Regions from separate parts of the Homo sapiens genome. Here region 1 is linked to region 2. Evidence: chromatin loops called from intact Hi-C (ENCODE). Cell type or tissue: heart left ventricle. All regions are shown on one strand. Links, peaks and the distances in the headings refer to the core of each region. The heading gives the core; the rest is flanking DNA.

The links. A loop is a pair of places that touch in the nucleus more often than their neighbours do. Peaks named below come from ENCODE experiments on the same cell type or tissue, not always from the same donor. Only the 100,000 strongest peaks of a DNase experiment are listed, where the experiment ranks them.
Region 1: a loop joins it to region 2, with 2.2 times the contacts of the local background. A loop is called at or near these places in 7 of 110 quality-filtered maps.

The regions. Positions count from the first base shown.
Region 1 is chr2:24,550,839-24,558,862 of GRCh38, forward strand. The region is part of intron 1 of NCOA1 (nuclear receptor coactivator 1); the gene reads left to right. Among named protein-coding and RNA genes, the nearest start is that of NCOA1, 64 kb to the left of the region's middle. In heart left ventricle, for the core only: no CTCF peak of the experiment used is centred there; no DNase peak of the experiment used is centred there.
Region 2 is chr2:24,431,835-24,439,858 of GRCh38, forward strand. All of the region lies in intron 2 of LOC105374329 (a long non-coding RNA gene), which reads left to right. Among named protein-coding and RNA genes, the nearest start is that of NCOA1, 55 kb to the right of the region's middle. In heart left ventricle, for the core only: no CTCF peak of the experiment used is centred there; DNase peaks (open chromatin) are centred at 2,925, 3,547 and 4,348; H3K4me3 peaks cover 779 bases; H3K27ac peaks cover 1,908 bases.

The DNA of each region.
Region 1 (8,024 bases), core at 2,636-6,635, 120 kb after region 2:
TGGTTCATGCCTGAAATCCCAGCACTTTGGGAGGCCAAGGCGGGTGGATCACTTGAGGTCAGGAGTTTGAGACCAGCCTGGCCACCAAGGTGAAACCCCATCTTTACTAAAAATACAAAAATTAGCTAGGCATGTAATCTCAGCTACTTGGGAGGCTGAGGAAGGAGAATCGCTTGAACCTGGGAGGCGGAGGTTGCAGTGAGCTGAGATTGTGCCACTGCACTCCAGCCTGGGTGACAGAGGAAGACTTTGTCTCAAAAAAAAAAAAAAAAAAGCTCTGATAGTTTTCATTTGTGGTTGTCTTTTTTTGTAAGGCAGAACACTGGATGCTCTATCCAGGCAAGATTGGTTCTGTTTCAGATAGCATAAAGACCAGTAGGAAAGGTTAAACATATGTACCATGTCTCTAGACTGCTTGTTAAGAGTTGTCATTTTTGCATTGTCCAAATATTCTGCCCATTATTTTTATTGAATTTTTTTAATTATTGTGTTGAAGAGTTCTTTATGTCCTGAAAACAAGTCCTTCATCAGATGTTTGTTTTGCAAATATTTTCTCCAAATTTGTGGTTCGTCTTTACATTTTTATAACACTATCTTTTGAACAGCAAAAGTTTAAAATTTTAATAAAGTGTTATTTTTTTTTCTTTTATCGTTTGTGTTTTTAAGCATCATATATAAAAACTCTCCGTCAGTGAGAGGTTGGCAAACTAACGACCTAATTCAGCCCACTACTTGTTTTTGTAAATAAAATGTTATTTGAATATAGCTGTGAACATTTGCTTATGTATTGTCTATGGCTGCTTTCATGCTACAATGGCAGAGTTGGGTAGTTTCAGCAGAGACTGTTTGGCTCTCTGCAGGATAAGTTTACCAACCCCTGGGCTAACCTGCAATCCCAAAGATTTTCTTCTATGTTTTCCTAAGTTGTATAGTTTTGAATTTTTTCTATTTAGGTCTATTAATTTTTGTGTAAGACATGAGGTGTGGGTTGAGGCTTTTGTTTTTGTTTTTGTTTTTGTTTTGGCATATGGACTGCCAATTGTTCCTGCACCATTTGTTGCAAGACAGTTCTCTTTCTATTGAGTTACCCTGGTACTTTTGTTTGAAATCAGTTGACCATAATATGTAGATTTATTTCTGGACTATCCCTTCTATTCCATTATCTTTGTGTTTATCCTTATGGCAGAATCACAATGTCTTAATTGCTGTAGCTTTATGGAAAGTCTTGAAATCAGTGAATCTAAGTCTTCCAACTTTGTTCTTCTTTTTGAAAAGTGTTTTGACTATTCTGGTTTCTTTGCATTTTCATAAAATTTTAGAATCAGCTTGTCAGTTTTTTTAAAAAGCCTGCTGGGATTTTAATTGGATTTACATTAATTTGGGGGAAAATTGACATCTTAACAATATTGATTGATCTGATATTTGAAAATAATGTATCACCAATTATTGAGGTCTTTGATTTCTCACTGTGCTTCATATATATTATATATATATATATATATATATATATATATATTTTTTTTTTTTTTTTTTTTTTTTTTTTTTTGAGATGGAGTCTCGCTCTGTTGTCCAGGCTGGAGTGCAATGGCATGATCTCAGTTCACTGCAACGTCTGCCTCCTAGGTTCAAGCAATTCTCCTGCCTCAGCTCCCGAGTAGCTGGGACTACAGGCATGTGCCACCACACCCAGCTAATTTTTTGTATTTTTAGTAGAGACGGGGTTTCACTATGTTAGCCAGGATGGCCTTGATCTCCTGACCTCGTCATCTGCCTGCCTTGGCCTCCCAAAGTGCTGGGATTAAAGGCGTGACCCACCGCTCCCGGCCTGTGCTTTATATTTTTGAGCACAAAAATCTTGCATTTATTTTGTTATATTCTATCTCTTTTTAATGTTTATACAATTGCTACTATTTTGTGAACTTATTTCTAATTATTCGTTACTACCACTAGAAGTACAATGTAATTTTGTGTGTTGACCTTGTCTTCTGCAATTTTGCTTAATTCATTTAGTAGTTTTAATAGTAGAAATTTATTAGATAAATTCAGTAGATTAATCCTTTGGGATTTTCTATATAGACAGTCTTGTCATTTGTGGAAAAAAACAGTTTTGTTTCCCCTTTTAAAATCCATCTTCTGGCTTTTATTCCTTCTTGCATCACTGTACTGACAGTGTAATACAATACAGTACATTGTTGAATAGGAGTGGTGAGAGCAGACGTTCATGTCTCGTTCGTCATCTTAGGAGACAACGTTTAATCTTTTGTGATTATGTATAATGTTAGCTATAGATTTGTTATAGATACGTAGGTTGAGGATGTTCTCTTCTGTTTCTAGTTTTCTGAGAGTTTTGAATCATGAATGATGTGGAAGTTTTTCAAATGCCTTCTTTTTTTTTTTTTGAGGCAGGGTCTCACTCTGTCGCCCAGGCTGGAGTGCAGTGGGCGATCTTGGCTTACTGCAGCCTCCACCTCCCAAGTTCAAGTGATTCTCCTGCCTCAGCCTCCCGAGTAGCTGGGATTACAGGTGTGCGCCACTACACCCAGCTAATTTTTGTATTTTTAGTAGAGACGGGGTTTCACCTTGTTGGCCAGGCTGGTCCCAAACTGCTGACCTCAAGTGATCTGCCCACTCGGCCTCCCAAAGTGCAGGGATTACAGGCGTGAGCCACTTTGCCCAGCACAAATGCCGTTTTTTTCCCCATTAATTAAGATGATCATTTATTTTTCAGTCTGTTAATGTGGCGTATTACATTGATGGATTTTCTTTCATATGTTGAACCAACATTGCATTCTTGGGATAAATGGCATTTGGCTAGGATATATATTTCTTTCAGTATATTGGCTAGATTCATTTGGTTAAGATATTTTCCATCTATGTTCATCAAAGTATGATGGTCTGTAGTTTTCTTGTAGTTTGTTTTGGTCTGATTTTTGTATTAGGGTCAATACTATATTCTCATAAAATGAATTGAGAAACGTTTTCTTCTTGTTTCTGGAAGAGTTTTTGTAATATTGGTATGATTTCTTCATTAAATGTTTAGTAGAATTCACCAAGGGAGCCTTTGTCATGGAAGTGTTTTCTTGAGAAGGTTTTAAATTATGAGTTAAGGAATTGGTACGTTTTATCTAAGTTGTGGAGTTTATTGCCATAAAATTGTTCAGAATATTCCCTAATTATCCCTTTAATAGCTATAAAATCTCTAGTGATGTCTCCTTTTCATTACCAATGTAGGTAATTTGTGGCTTCTCTCTTTTTTTGATCACTCTGGTTAGAAATTTATTTAGTTTCATTGAACTTTTCAAAGAATTAGATTTGTGTTTCATAGATACCTCTATGTTTTGTTTTCAATTTTTTTTCTTCAAATTGCTTTGTATTTAATTTACTCCTTTTTCTACCTCCTTAAGGTGGAGGCTTAAATTATTGATTCAAGACCTTACTTGTTTTGTAATGTAAGCATTTCATGCTGTAAGTTTCTAAAAACTACTTTAGTAGTATCCCTGATTTTTTGTTTGTTTGTTTTTGTTTTTTGTTGTGTTTTTTGTTTTTTCAGGAGCAGAGGTTTAATAGGCAAGAGAAAGAGAAAGGAAAACAGCTCTCTCTCTAATGAGAGAGAGGGGACTTCGGAGAGGAAAAGAGGACAGGAGATACGGCAATCGTGGATAGGAAAGGAGGAAATTACGATAGAAAAGTTGGAGATCCTTTTGCTAACACCCCTTTGGGCAGTTGGATGCTGAGGTCAGTCCAGAAACCTTTGACTAATACCAGGGGGTAGCCCCAGCCAGAAATCCTGCTCCAGAACCTCTTCCAGCCTCACACGACAGCTGAATCCTCCGTGAAAGGAAGCTGGTTCAAACATGGCCAACATAGCCAGCAACATGTTGGTGCTGGGGGATTCTCGATGTTCTCCCTAGTAAGTCACACATCCGAGTCTTTAAGAATGGCAACCATGCTGTGTTTTTAATTGGCTGACGGATGCCTGTTACTGATTTGATTTGGCTCTAAAATGGAGGCTGAGAGCCCCAAAATGAAAGGACAGGATTGGAGTCCGCTTCTCTACTTACCGTTTTGATGAATGTTGTACCTTGGTATCCCAGACGAGGTTCCCAATATGAAGCGTCTACGTTGTCTGGGGTAAATACCCGGAGTTTGTCATCTCACACCAGGAAAATTTAGGACACAGACACACACGAGGAGTTTAGGAGCGGAGGTTTAATAGGCAAGAGAAAGAGAAAGAAAAAGAAAGGAAAACAGCTCTCTCTCTAGTGAGAGAGAGGGGACTTCCGAGAGGAAAAGGCCCTCCCCACAAACGTTGATATTTTCTCTTTTAATTTTCACTCAATTAAAAGTATTTTCTAATTTTCCTTACTTTTTTGTTTAACCCATGGAGTATTTTAGAAACATGTTGTTTAATTTCCAACTCTTTGGTATTCTTAATCTATCTTTGAGTTATTAATTTTAATTTAATTCCATTTTGGCCAGAAAAAATACATTATTTGATTTTAAGTATTTTAAATATCTTAAAGTTTGTTTTACGGGCCAGAATACGGTCCATGTTGGTGAATATTCCATGTGCTCCTGAAAAGAACATAGTTTTTGCTCGTGTAGAGTGTTCTGTAAATGTCCAGTTTGATCAAGTTAGTTGGTAATGTTTTCAGGTCTTCTGTATCTTAGTTATTTTCTGTCTTCTTGTTCTATTGATTAATAACAGGAGTATTCATATCGATAACTGTAATTGTGGATTTGCCTATTTCTCTTTACAGTCCTATCAGTTTTTGTTTCATTTAATTTGAAGTTGTATTGTTAGATAGTAACACATTTAGGATTGCTATGTCTTCTTAATGAATTGATTCTTTGTAATTACATAGTGTTCCACTTTATTACTGGAAATATTTCTTGTTCTGAGGTTTGTTTTGTCGATATTGTATCAGTTCTGTCTTTCCTTTCTATTCTATCCTTTTTACTTAACTTTTCTCTTCGTATTTAAAGTGGGTACCTTGTAGATAGGATGTAGTTGGATCTTGTTTTAAACATTTGATCTCATAATTTATTCTTTTAATTAGTAAGCTTAGATTATTTCTACTTAGTTATTGATGTTTGGATTTAAATGTACCATCTTGCTAGTCTTCTGAATTTTGGGCCTTTTTTGTTTATTTTTTCCTCTTTATTTTATTTTCAGTTCCAGGATACACGTGCCAGATCTGCAGGTTTGTTACACAGGTAAACATGTTCCATGGTGGTTTGCTGCACCTATCAACCCATCACCTAGGTGTTAAGCCCAACATGCATTAGCTATTTATTCTGATACTCTCTCTTCCCCCGCCCCCCTGACAGGCTCCAGTGTGTATTCCCCTCCCTATGTCCATGTGTTCTCATATGTTCAGATCCCAATTACAAGTGAGAACATGCGGTGTTTGGTTTTCTGTTCTTGCGTTAGTTGCTGAGGATAATGGCTTCCAGCGCCATCCATGTACCTGCAAAAGACATGATCTCATTCTGTTTCATGGCTGCATAGTATTCCATGGTGTATATGTACCACATTTTGTTTAGTCTATCATTGATGGGCATTTGGGATGATTCCACATCTTTGCTATTGTGAATAATGCTACAGTGAACATACGCTTGCATGTTTATGGTAGAATGATTTATATTCCTTTGGGTATATCCCAAGTAATGGCATTGCTGGGTCAAATTTATAAGAAAAAGGCAACCCCATTAAAAAGTGGGCAAAGGACATGAACAGACACTTCTCAAAAGAAGACATTTATGTGGCCAACAAACGTATGGAAAAAAGCTCAACATCACTGGTCATTAGAGAAATGCAAATCAAAATCACAGTGAGATACCATCTCATGCCAGTCAGGATGGCTATTATTAAAAAGTCAAGAAACAACAGATGGTGGTGAGACTGTGGATTAATAGGAACACTTTTATGCTGTTGGTCAGAATGTGCATTAGTTCAACCATTGTGGAAGACAGTGTGGCGATTCCCCAAAGACCTAGAACCAGAAATTTTTTCTTCTTTTCTTGCCTTGTATTGAATTAATCATTTTCCATGATTCCACTTTATCTCTACTCTTAGCTACTTATTTACCTAGTGCTTGCTCTAGGCCATTGTTCCTAAACCTTGATACTATTGATATTTTGGGCCAGATAATTCATTGTTGTTGTTGGGTTGGGGGGGGTGGCTATCCTGTATGTATTGTAGGATTTTTAGCAGCATCCTTGGTGTCTGCCTACTAGATGAGAGTAGCAGCCACGCCCCATTCCCAATTGTGACAACCAAAAATGCCTTCAGACTTTGCTAAATGTTTTCATGGGGGTAGCAACGGTGGGTTGGGGCGGGAATTGCCCTTGGTTGAGAACTGCTACTCTAGAGTTTAAAAGATATATCTTTAACTTATCACATTCTTCCTTTAAATAATATTATGCCACTTTATATGTCATATAATAACTTTACAGCACTGTACTTCAATTTTGTATCTCCCCTTTTTATGCCATGTTGTTACACATTTTACTTCTATATGTTACTAACCCTACAATGCAGTCTTATTAATTTTTGCTTTAGTTGGTGAATAATCTACGGTGAACAAAGTAAGAAAAAGTAGTCTTTTATATTTATCTTCCAATGCTCTTCGTCTTTGCTACCCCCTCCCCCTCCTCCTCCTGCTCCTCCTCCTCTTCTTCCTCTTCTTCTTCTTCCTCCTTCTCCCCTCCCTTCCCCCTTTTTTGGTAGATCCAGATTTTTACCTGGTACTATACTTCTGCCTGAAGAACTGCCTTTAATATATTTTGTGTCTGCAGGGAGTGAATTATCTCAGGTATTATTAGTTCAAAAAAAGCCCTTTATTGTCGAAAAGTATTTTTGCTGGTTATTGAATTCTATACATAGAACTGAATTCTATGTTCAGCTTTTTTTTCTTTCAATCCTTGAAAGGTATATACTCTATTCTCTTTTGGCTTGCATACTTTCCTGATAAGAAGTCTTCTGTAATTTTAATCTTTGTTCTTTGTGATATTTTTTTCTCTCTCTAACTTTGCGATTTTTATCTTCATTTTCAGCAGTTTGACTATGATATATCCATGTATGTTTGGTGTGTGTGCTTTTGGTGTTTATTATGAAGGGTTCCTTGGAATTTTTTGGATCTCTGGTTCATTTTCCCAAAATGAACCCTTGGGTTCATTTTGGGAAAATTCTTGGCCATGATCTCTTCCATATTTTTTGTCTCCATTATTTTTTTTTCTTCTCCTGGGAGTAATAGACATTCTGATATAATTCCACAGCTCTTGAATACTCCAAACTGTATTTTTCCCCCACTCTTTTTAACTTTGGTTTCATTCTGGATTATTTTTATTGACCTGTATGCAAGTTCACTTGTTCTTTCTTCATCCCTGTCCAGGCTACTGTTGAGCCAGTCAAAGTGCTGCTGAACTTAACTAAGTTTGTTTGCCTGTGTGCAACGGAAAACTGTATTAGTCCATTTTCACGCTGCTGATAAAGACATACCCGAGACTGGGAAGAAAAAGAGATTTAATTGGACTTACAGTTCCACATGGCTGGGGAGGCCCCAGAATCATGGCGGGAGGTGAAAGGCACTTCTGAAATGGTGGTGGCAAGAGAAAATAAGGAAGAAGCAAAAGTGGAAACCCCTGATAAAACCCATCAGATCTCATGAGACTTATTCACTATCACGAGAATAGCACAGGAAAGACTGGCCCCCATAATTCAATTACTTCCCCCTGGGTCCCTCCCACAACATGGGGGAATTCTGGGAGATACAATTCAAGTTGAGATTTGGGTGGGGACACAGTCAAACAATATCAAAAGCGAAACACCGAAGCATCAGGTTTTTGTAGAGGGAAAAGTTTATTGCAAGGCCACCAAATTAGGAGACAGGAGAGTGGCTCAAATCTGTCTCCTGAGCTGGGGCATGTTTTATAGTCAGAGAGTAATGAAGCATGATCTAATTGGATCTTGCGATGAGGTGATACCTAGAGGTGTGATCTGATTGGATCCTGTCTTGGGG
Region 2 (8,024 bases), core at 2,055-6,054:
TAGCAGATCTAACGGGTATTTCTCTAGTGAGGTGCTTTTGAGAATTTGTTTAGAGACCCTTCCTCCTTTGGCCCTCCTACTAAGCATTCCCTTGACTTGGACAGTGCCCATTTTAGCTAGGCTCTTCCATTCTCCCCTTTATGACTTGAATTCCAGTTGACCATCCCGCATAGTGTTTCTTATGTTGGAATCATCCAGAAGGTCCTCTTAGATAGGGTCTGTAAGATGACTCAAGTCCAGCTTTCTTCCTCATGTCCCCCTGGCACAAACTTCCCCACTGTTTCTGCAAGTGTGGCTTGTTCCTTCTGGGTCCCCTGGCTTTGCTCTACTGCCACCCACCAGCCTTCCACTCAAGAACTTTTTCCACTGATATCAGAACGCAGCCTCTCTGTCCCTTCTCTTAGGAAGCCTGGAGATGGGTGAAGGTCTAACCATGGCAGAACTGGCACAAGGCCACTCTCTTTGCAAGTCCTGCCTGGACAGTCTTGTACCTCACTTAGGATGTGGAGGAGGGACTGAAACCTATTGTTCTCAGTTTTGAAGCCTCAGCCAAAACTCTGAGAAAGGAAAAGCCCTATTTTAACATGCTGTTACATTCCTTTAAAAACATCACATATTGTTTTGTTTTGTTTTAATTAACTGTTCCAAGTTTTTTCTTTTCTTTTCTTTTTCTTTCTTTCTTTCTTTTTTTTTTTTTTTTGAGATGGAGTTTCGCTCTTGTTGCCCAGGCTGCAATGCAATGGCGCAATATTAGCTCACTACAACCTCCACCTTCCGGGTTCAAGTAATTCTCCTGCCTCAGCCTCCTGAGTAGGTGGGATTACAGGCACGCGCCAACAGGACGTGCGTCTAGCTAATTGTTGTATTTTTAGTAGAGACAGGGTTTCGCCACGTTGGCCAGGCTGGTCTCGAACTCCTGACCTCAGGTGATCCACCCACCTTGGCTTCCCAAAGTGCTAGGATTATAGGCGTGAGCCACTGTGCCTGGCCCTAACTGTTCCAAGTTTACAATGTTTGATTTTTGAAGTCCAGACTCAGAACAGACATCTAAGTGGATCACTGGACCCCCAGCATTTTGCAAATGAGGAAGTGAAACCCAAGGAAGTTCCCTGATTTATGGAAGATCAAACAGCTGGTAATGACTGAAACAGAACTTGATCCTAGATCTTTGGCTTCCAGATCTTACGTTCTTCCTACCACATTGTCCTGCCTGAAATGCCTCTCCTTAAAGGTACCAGAGACATTTGCTCCTGATAAAGCTACTTGTATGTAAGGGTCAACTGAAAATAATATAAACTTTTAATGATTTTCAAAAAGCCTAGAGCTGGGTGCACTGGTGTACGCCTGTAGTCCCAACTACTCAGGAAGCTGAGCACAGCCCAGGAGTTTGAATCCAGCCTGGGCAACATAGCACAACCCCATCTCTGTTTTTGTTTTTTTGTTTTGTTTTGTTTTGTTTTGTTTTGTTTTTTAATTAAAAAAAGCCTATGAACTAGATGCTGTGATTATGGTGATTATGGATGATTTTAATTTTTGGTTTATCTACGTTTTCTAAGCTTTCTATGAAGATTATATATTTCTCTTATTGTAAGGAAAAACATAAAATTACTCTTTTTCTTGTAGGTCTCTATTTTAGAAAGTAATTCCATATAAATGAAAACAAAACTGCATCTATCCAGCTTTTGGAAAGTCTGTTTGAGTAGAATAATAAGACCTGACGTAGGGTCCTGGCTCTTGTTAACTGTGTAACCTTGAGTTAGTCCCTTGACCTTTGGGATTCATTTTATTAAATGTAATACGGGGAGCCGGGATGGTATAAAATCTGAGCTGTTTTCTAATTCTGAAAATAAAAATTTTTTCTTAGAAGGCTTGTAAGGAGCAATTATGAAAACTTACATGAAAAGTCTCAAAATATACAGCTTCGTGTACATTTTATGGCAATAAAGGACCGTGACTTCTCATCATTCTCTACCATGAGCCTTCCAGTCAAGTGAGATCAGCTGTGTCATTTTACCCAAGTAAAGCACTTCTGACTTTGAAGACCCTGGAAGTCTTCACTGATGCTCAAGTCCTACCTCCTCGGTGAAGTCTCCCTGACTACTCCAGCCCTAATCGGCCCACCTCCCAGTCCCTACAGACTTTGAGCCTACACTACACAGTTTAGCTAATCATTTGATGCTCTTCTGTGTTGTACACTGTGATTTCCTGTGTATTCAAGTTTTATTTAAAAGACAGAGTCTTGCTCTGTCACCCAGGCTGGAGTGCAGTGGCATGATCCTAGCTTCCTGTAGCCTCAAACTCCTGGGCTCAAGCAATCCTCCTGCCTCAGCCTCCCGAGTAGCTGGGACTACAGATGCATGCCACCGTGACAGGATCTTGCTGTGTTGCCCAGACTGGTCTCAAACTCCTGAGCTCAAGCAGTCCTCCTAAAGCACTGGGATTACAGGCATGAGCCACTATGCCCAGCCCGTATTTGTTTTTTTTTCTCCAAGCCATTGCCTGCAGACAGCAGCCATGCTCGCTGTCTCTGTTTTTCCCCTATCCTTGCTCAACCTAGGCTGAGCCCTCCCAGGGCCCTCTGTGTATGTTTGTTAGTGAGGAAGTGTCTGTTAGAAGAAAGGGTCTGAAAGGTTCAATTAGAGACTCAAGATCTGTGGGGTTCCCAGCTGTCCCTGGAGCAAGGTACCCTTGACAGCCAGTCTATGGTCTATGAGAGCGTGAAGTTGATTCCTTTTCCTCCAGCTTCCTTTGGGTCTTTCCCCAACCTGGCCTTGGGCAAGGCTGACTCTGGGTTGCTTTTCTGTTGCTGTTACTCCCTGGAATTGGACCCATAGTTTGAGCCTCCTCTGGAAAAGGGATCACAAGTCTCTCCTTACACTGCTGGCTCCAGGTCACCTCCTGTAGGCCAGGCCTGGGGGGTGGAGTTGGCCAGAGCACTAAACTATCTGGGGTATGCTCTGGGCCTCTTGGCTGAGAAGGCCAAAACACTCACCATCAGCTCTGCTATTTTCTCTCTCCCCAGGACCTGGGGAGAAAGGAGGAAGAGCCACTTCTCTTATCACTGTCTTTGGCTGGTCTCATCCATTCCTCTTCCATCCTTCATGCCTCCTCCTCTCTCTGTGTCATGGTCCCCATTTTTTTCTCCCTGATCACTGTCCCTCTGACAGTGTTTCTGACTTCCAGAGTTCATTTTGAGGCCTCTCTTCCTCATCTTCTCTCCTTTCCCACCTAGACCGAGCTCTTGTCAGCCCACCTTTCTGTTTCTGGCTGTTTCCACTGTTGTTCCCTGTCCGCAGAGCAAACGGGGCAGGGAGGCGATGCCACCCTTGTGGGCCCGGCAGGGAGCTGGGTGATTTTTAAGCGTTTTTCTCATTTTAAGGGCTAGGTGATAGAATGGTTGCCTGAGGCCCCACCTCAGAAGCTGGCCTAGGGTCCCGACAGGAGTTGTCTCACACTCCGTCCCACGGAACTGGGGGTGAGGTGGTGGCAGTGCTGGCATCAGACCATAACATAAAGGGAGTAGCTGAAGCCCTCCGAAGTAGGCCACGCCTGCGCCATTGCACAGTTCGGAGCTCTCCCATCAGCCCTTCCGAGTGCACTGCCTCAAGTCGCACATCCAAAGTGAAATGTGGGTGTTTTAATCACTGAAGAGAATCCTTAATGCTGCTCCTTCAGCACATAGCTGTCTCTCCTGTGCCAGGAACCGCAGGGAGCCTATTGCTTTCCATCCTGAACTGGATCCAGAAGCGTTAGGTGAGGCTCAATACAATTTTCAGTTGTTATCATGGGAGGCCCTTAGAGACGCTTCTCAGTTCTAGCAATTAGCCACACAGGGGTCAACCAAGTGTTCTCAGCTCTAATTAACAGCTGTGTTGAATCTGGGACACATAGAATTCCTTTGGGGACGCACTCTTCAAACAGAAACAAAGCCAGAATAGCAAGCTCTTTCCTCCTTATCAGAGGCTATGAAGTATGAAAATGACTGCTGAGGGGATTCTTAATGAAAATACCGGGAAGCTGAGTGGCCTCCGGGCTGCATGTATGAATTTAAAGGCAAAAAGACAATCTCAGCTTGACTATGAAGTTATCTGCTGGGGCTCAGGAGGCTCTGGGGAGCGCTGGGGGAATTAGGTGCCTCTTAGCTCCACTCCCAGAGCCCGGTACACCCAGCAGGCTACATGATAATCATCACCACACAAATCAAAGGCTTGATCTCTGGCTTCAAAAGGAAAAGGAACAGGAACAGGATACTCTCTGTTGGGACTCCTGCTCTGAGCGGGAACTATGCTGATGCCTGTTCAAGTTGTTCCCTGGGTATTTTGGCTTCTTGCCCTGCCTGACAGCTGCAGGAGTTCTGTAAGAAATCTGAGGGAGAATTTCCTTTGCAACCATGACTGAGAACCCAGGATCAAGAGCTTTGCAGACAGAAAAGACATTACCCTTCGAATATCCCAAGCCATCTATTAGGGTCAGCAAGCAGCCGGCAAAAAGCGGGGCAGCTGGTGGTCCAGCCCTGGGTGGAGAAAGTGGATTCCATCGGGAAACAGCCAGTTGAAGTTTTCTTTACTAACTGAGAGCAAATGCACCGAGGCATTTAAAAATAAGCATATGTTCATACTGGAATATTTCAAATGAACAGAAACAACACCTAAGGCCCAGATCGATAAATATTAACTTTGTGACACATTTACTTCACAACTTTTTCTAAACAATTTGGTATACATTAAAACCTACCCCTTCTTCCCCTGGCTCCACTCCCCACTCCCATCCTGAAGTTAGTAGGTATTTTTCTATGTAAACCACAACCAGGGGTTTATATTCTTCTTCTTCTTTTTTTTTTTTTTTTTTTTTTTTTGAGACAGAGTCTCGCTCTGTTGCCAGGCTGGAGTGCAGTGGTGTAATGTTGGCTCACTGCAACCTCCACCTCCCGGTTTCAAGTGATTCTCCTGCCTGAGCCTCCCAAGTAGTTGGGACCACAGGTGCACGCCACCATGGCCAGCTAATTTTTGTATTTTCAGTAGAGACGAGGTTTTACTATGTTGGCCAGGATGGTCTCGATCTCCTGACCTTGTGATCTACCCACCTTGGCCTCCCAAAGTGCTAGGATTACAGGCGTGAGCCACCGCGCCCGGCCTATGTTCTTACTACATACCGGTGTATCTATAAACAAAGATATCCTTCTCTTTGTTTTTGAAATGTAAGTGGTATCATTTTGTACTTCTCTTTTTGCAAAGTGTTTTTATTTCCCTCACCATGTTTCAGAATCAGCCACATTAATATATGTAAATCTTTGAAAATTTATTTTTTTTTTGGGACAGAGTCACGCTCTGTTACCCAGGCTGGAATGCAGTGGTGCGATCTCAGCTCACTGCAACCTCCACCTCCTGGGTTCGAGCAATTCTTCTGCCTCAGCCTCCCAAGTAGCTCGGACTACAGGCTCATGCCACCATGCCTGGCTAATTTTTGAATTTTTAGTAGAGACAAGGTTTTGCCATGATGGCCAGGCTGGTCTCGAACTCCTCACCTCAGGTGATCCTCCCACCTTGGCCACCCAATATGCTGGTATTACAGGGGTGAGCCACCACGCCCAGCCAATACATGTAAATCGAACACATTCATTTTTTTAACTTTAAAAATATATTTTATTATGTGACTATATCAAAAAGTATTCATCCATACTCTTATTGAAAGACATTAAGTAATTTAATTTGGGGGGTAATCACAAACATCGTTGCAATGAATAGTCTTATATGTGTCTCTTGGGGGGTGGGGGAGTTTTGGGGGTTTTTTTGAGACGGAGTCTTGCTCTGTCACTCAGGCTGGAGTGCAGTGGCACAATCTCGACTCACTGCGACCTCTGCCTCCCAGGTTCAAGCGATTCTCCTGCCTCAGCCTCCCGAGTATCTGGGATTACAGGCATGCACCACCAAGCCCAGCTAGGTTTTGTATATTTAGTAGATACGGGGTTTCACCATGTTGCTCAGGCTGGTCTCGAACTTCTGACCTCGTGATCTGCCCACCTCGGCCTCCCAAAGTGCTGGGATTACAGGCATGAGCCACCGAGCCCAGCTGGAGATATTTTTCTTGGGGCAATTGTTCTCAAAGTTTTGCTTTTGGGATCGTTTTATACTGTTAAAATTATTAAGGTCCCCAAGTAGCTTTTTTTGACGTGGATTATATCCATTGATATTTATAGTGTTCAAAATTAAAATTGAGAAATGTGAAAATATGTATTTATTAATTCATTTAAAAATCATAAACCCATCATATTTTAACACAAATAACATGCTTTTTAATGAAAAAAACTATATTTTACCAAACCAAGAAAATTAATGAGAAGAGGGGCATTGTTTTATATTTTTGTAAATCTCTTTCATGTCTGGCTTAATAGAAGTCAGCTGCAAGTCTCATATCTGCCTCTGCTTTCAATGTGTTGCAACATGTTGTCTGGTTAAAGTATATAAAGAAATGCAAGCCTCACACAGATAGGCAGTTGTGAAAGAGAATAGTATTTTAATAGCCTCAGTAATTTGATTTATCAAAAAAACTAAATCAAAAGTTAGCAAATAATAGTTTCTTAAAGATTAGCTGCAAAGTGGAATCTGAAATCATATCAATGTATTTCTCATGCTCTATCATGTTAAAACCTATTGATCTTTCATGGTCATTTCGAAAATATTGGTTTGCTGAATTATACATGTCTTACAAATGTTGACAGATTTCATTCTACAGTATCAAAAACCCACATTTATTTATAGCACCACTGATTTAACCATAAAGGTTTTTAAAAATTGGGAAACCATCAAGTTCATGGTGGTGGACATAAGTTTTCCAAAAATCTAATTTTTGCTTGAAAGCTCAAAATTTATCGTTAGCAACAGATGCAGTCGGTCGCTTTCCTTGAAGTGACAGGCTCATTTTGTTCTTTTTTTTTTTTTTGAGAAAAAATGCCTGCCAAGTTCTCAAGTCTGGATAACTATAGTTTGTCAGTCTTTCTTTCAAGTAAAAATAGTGTTCTGTGAAAAAGTGGCTAGTTCAGCTCATAGCCCAAAACAATACACAAGTGGTTTTCCTTGCAAGAAGTACCATCATTCCTTGGTGTGGAAAAGTGCTTTCTGTGTCTTTCCCATTTAATTACACAGAATATTAATATTAAAAAGACATGGGCCAGGCATAGTGGCTCACACCTGTAATCCCAGCATTTTGGGAGGCCAAGGCAGGCAGATCACTTTAGGTCAGGAGTTTGAGACCAGCCTGGTCAACATGGTGAAACCCCGTTTCTACTAAAAATGCAAAAATTAGCTGGGCGTGGTCGCTTGCGCCTGTAGTCCCAGCTACTCAGGAGACTGAGGCAGGAGAATCGCTTGAACCCAGGAGGCAGAAGTTGCAGTGAGCTGAGATTGTGCCACTGCACTCCAGCGTGGGCAACAGAGGGAGACTCTGTCTCAAAAAAAAAAAAAAAAGACATTTACTCAAGAGGCCAGGCGTGGTGGCTCACGTCTGTAATCCCAACACTTTGGGAGGCTGAGCTGGGAAGATCACTTGAGGCCAGGAGTTTGAGACCAGCCTGGTCAACATAGCAAGACCCCATCTCTATTCAATTTATTTATAATAAATTATAAATAATAAATACATTATAATTTATTATTATTAAACAATAATAAATAAAAGAAATTTAAAAATAATAAAAACATCTACTCAAGAGTTGAGATGTCATAAGTTTTGCCAGTGGTTTTTACTGCTTCATCTGAGTTGTTGGAGGCTCAGTGTGGGCACATTTGAGAGTTAAGGGCTCCACAGGGGTTCAGTCTTGCTGGCCCCCACACTTTTGTGGGTTTTACTTCCAGGAGCCCTCCACAGTCTCATGGTCAACACTGGAGATGAATCCCCGGTCCTTCTGGCAGGGAGAGGGGAAAAGTAACCATTTCGAAATATTCTCAGAACATTCTATTCTCCTTAACAAGGCCAGCCCTCAAGAGAAATTGTTTTACCAGGGCCTAACTGACTGGGGTTTTACCAGAGAT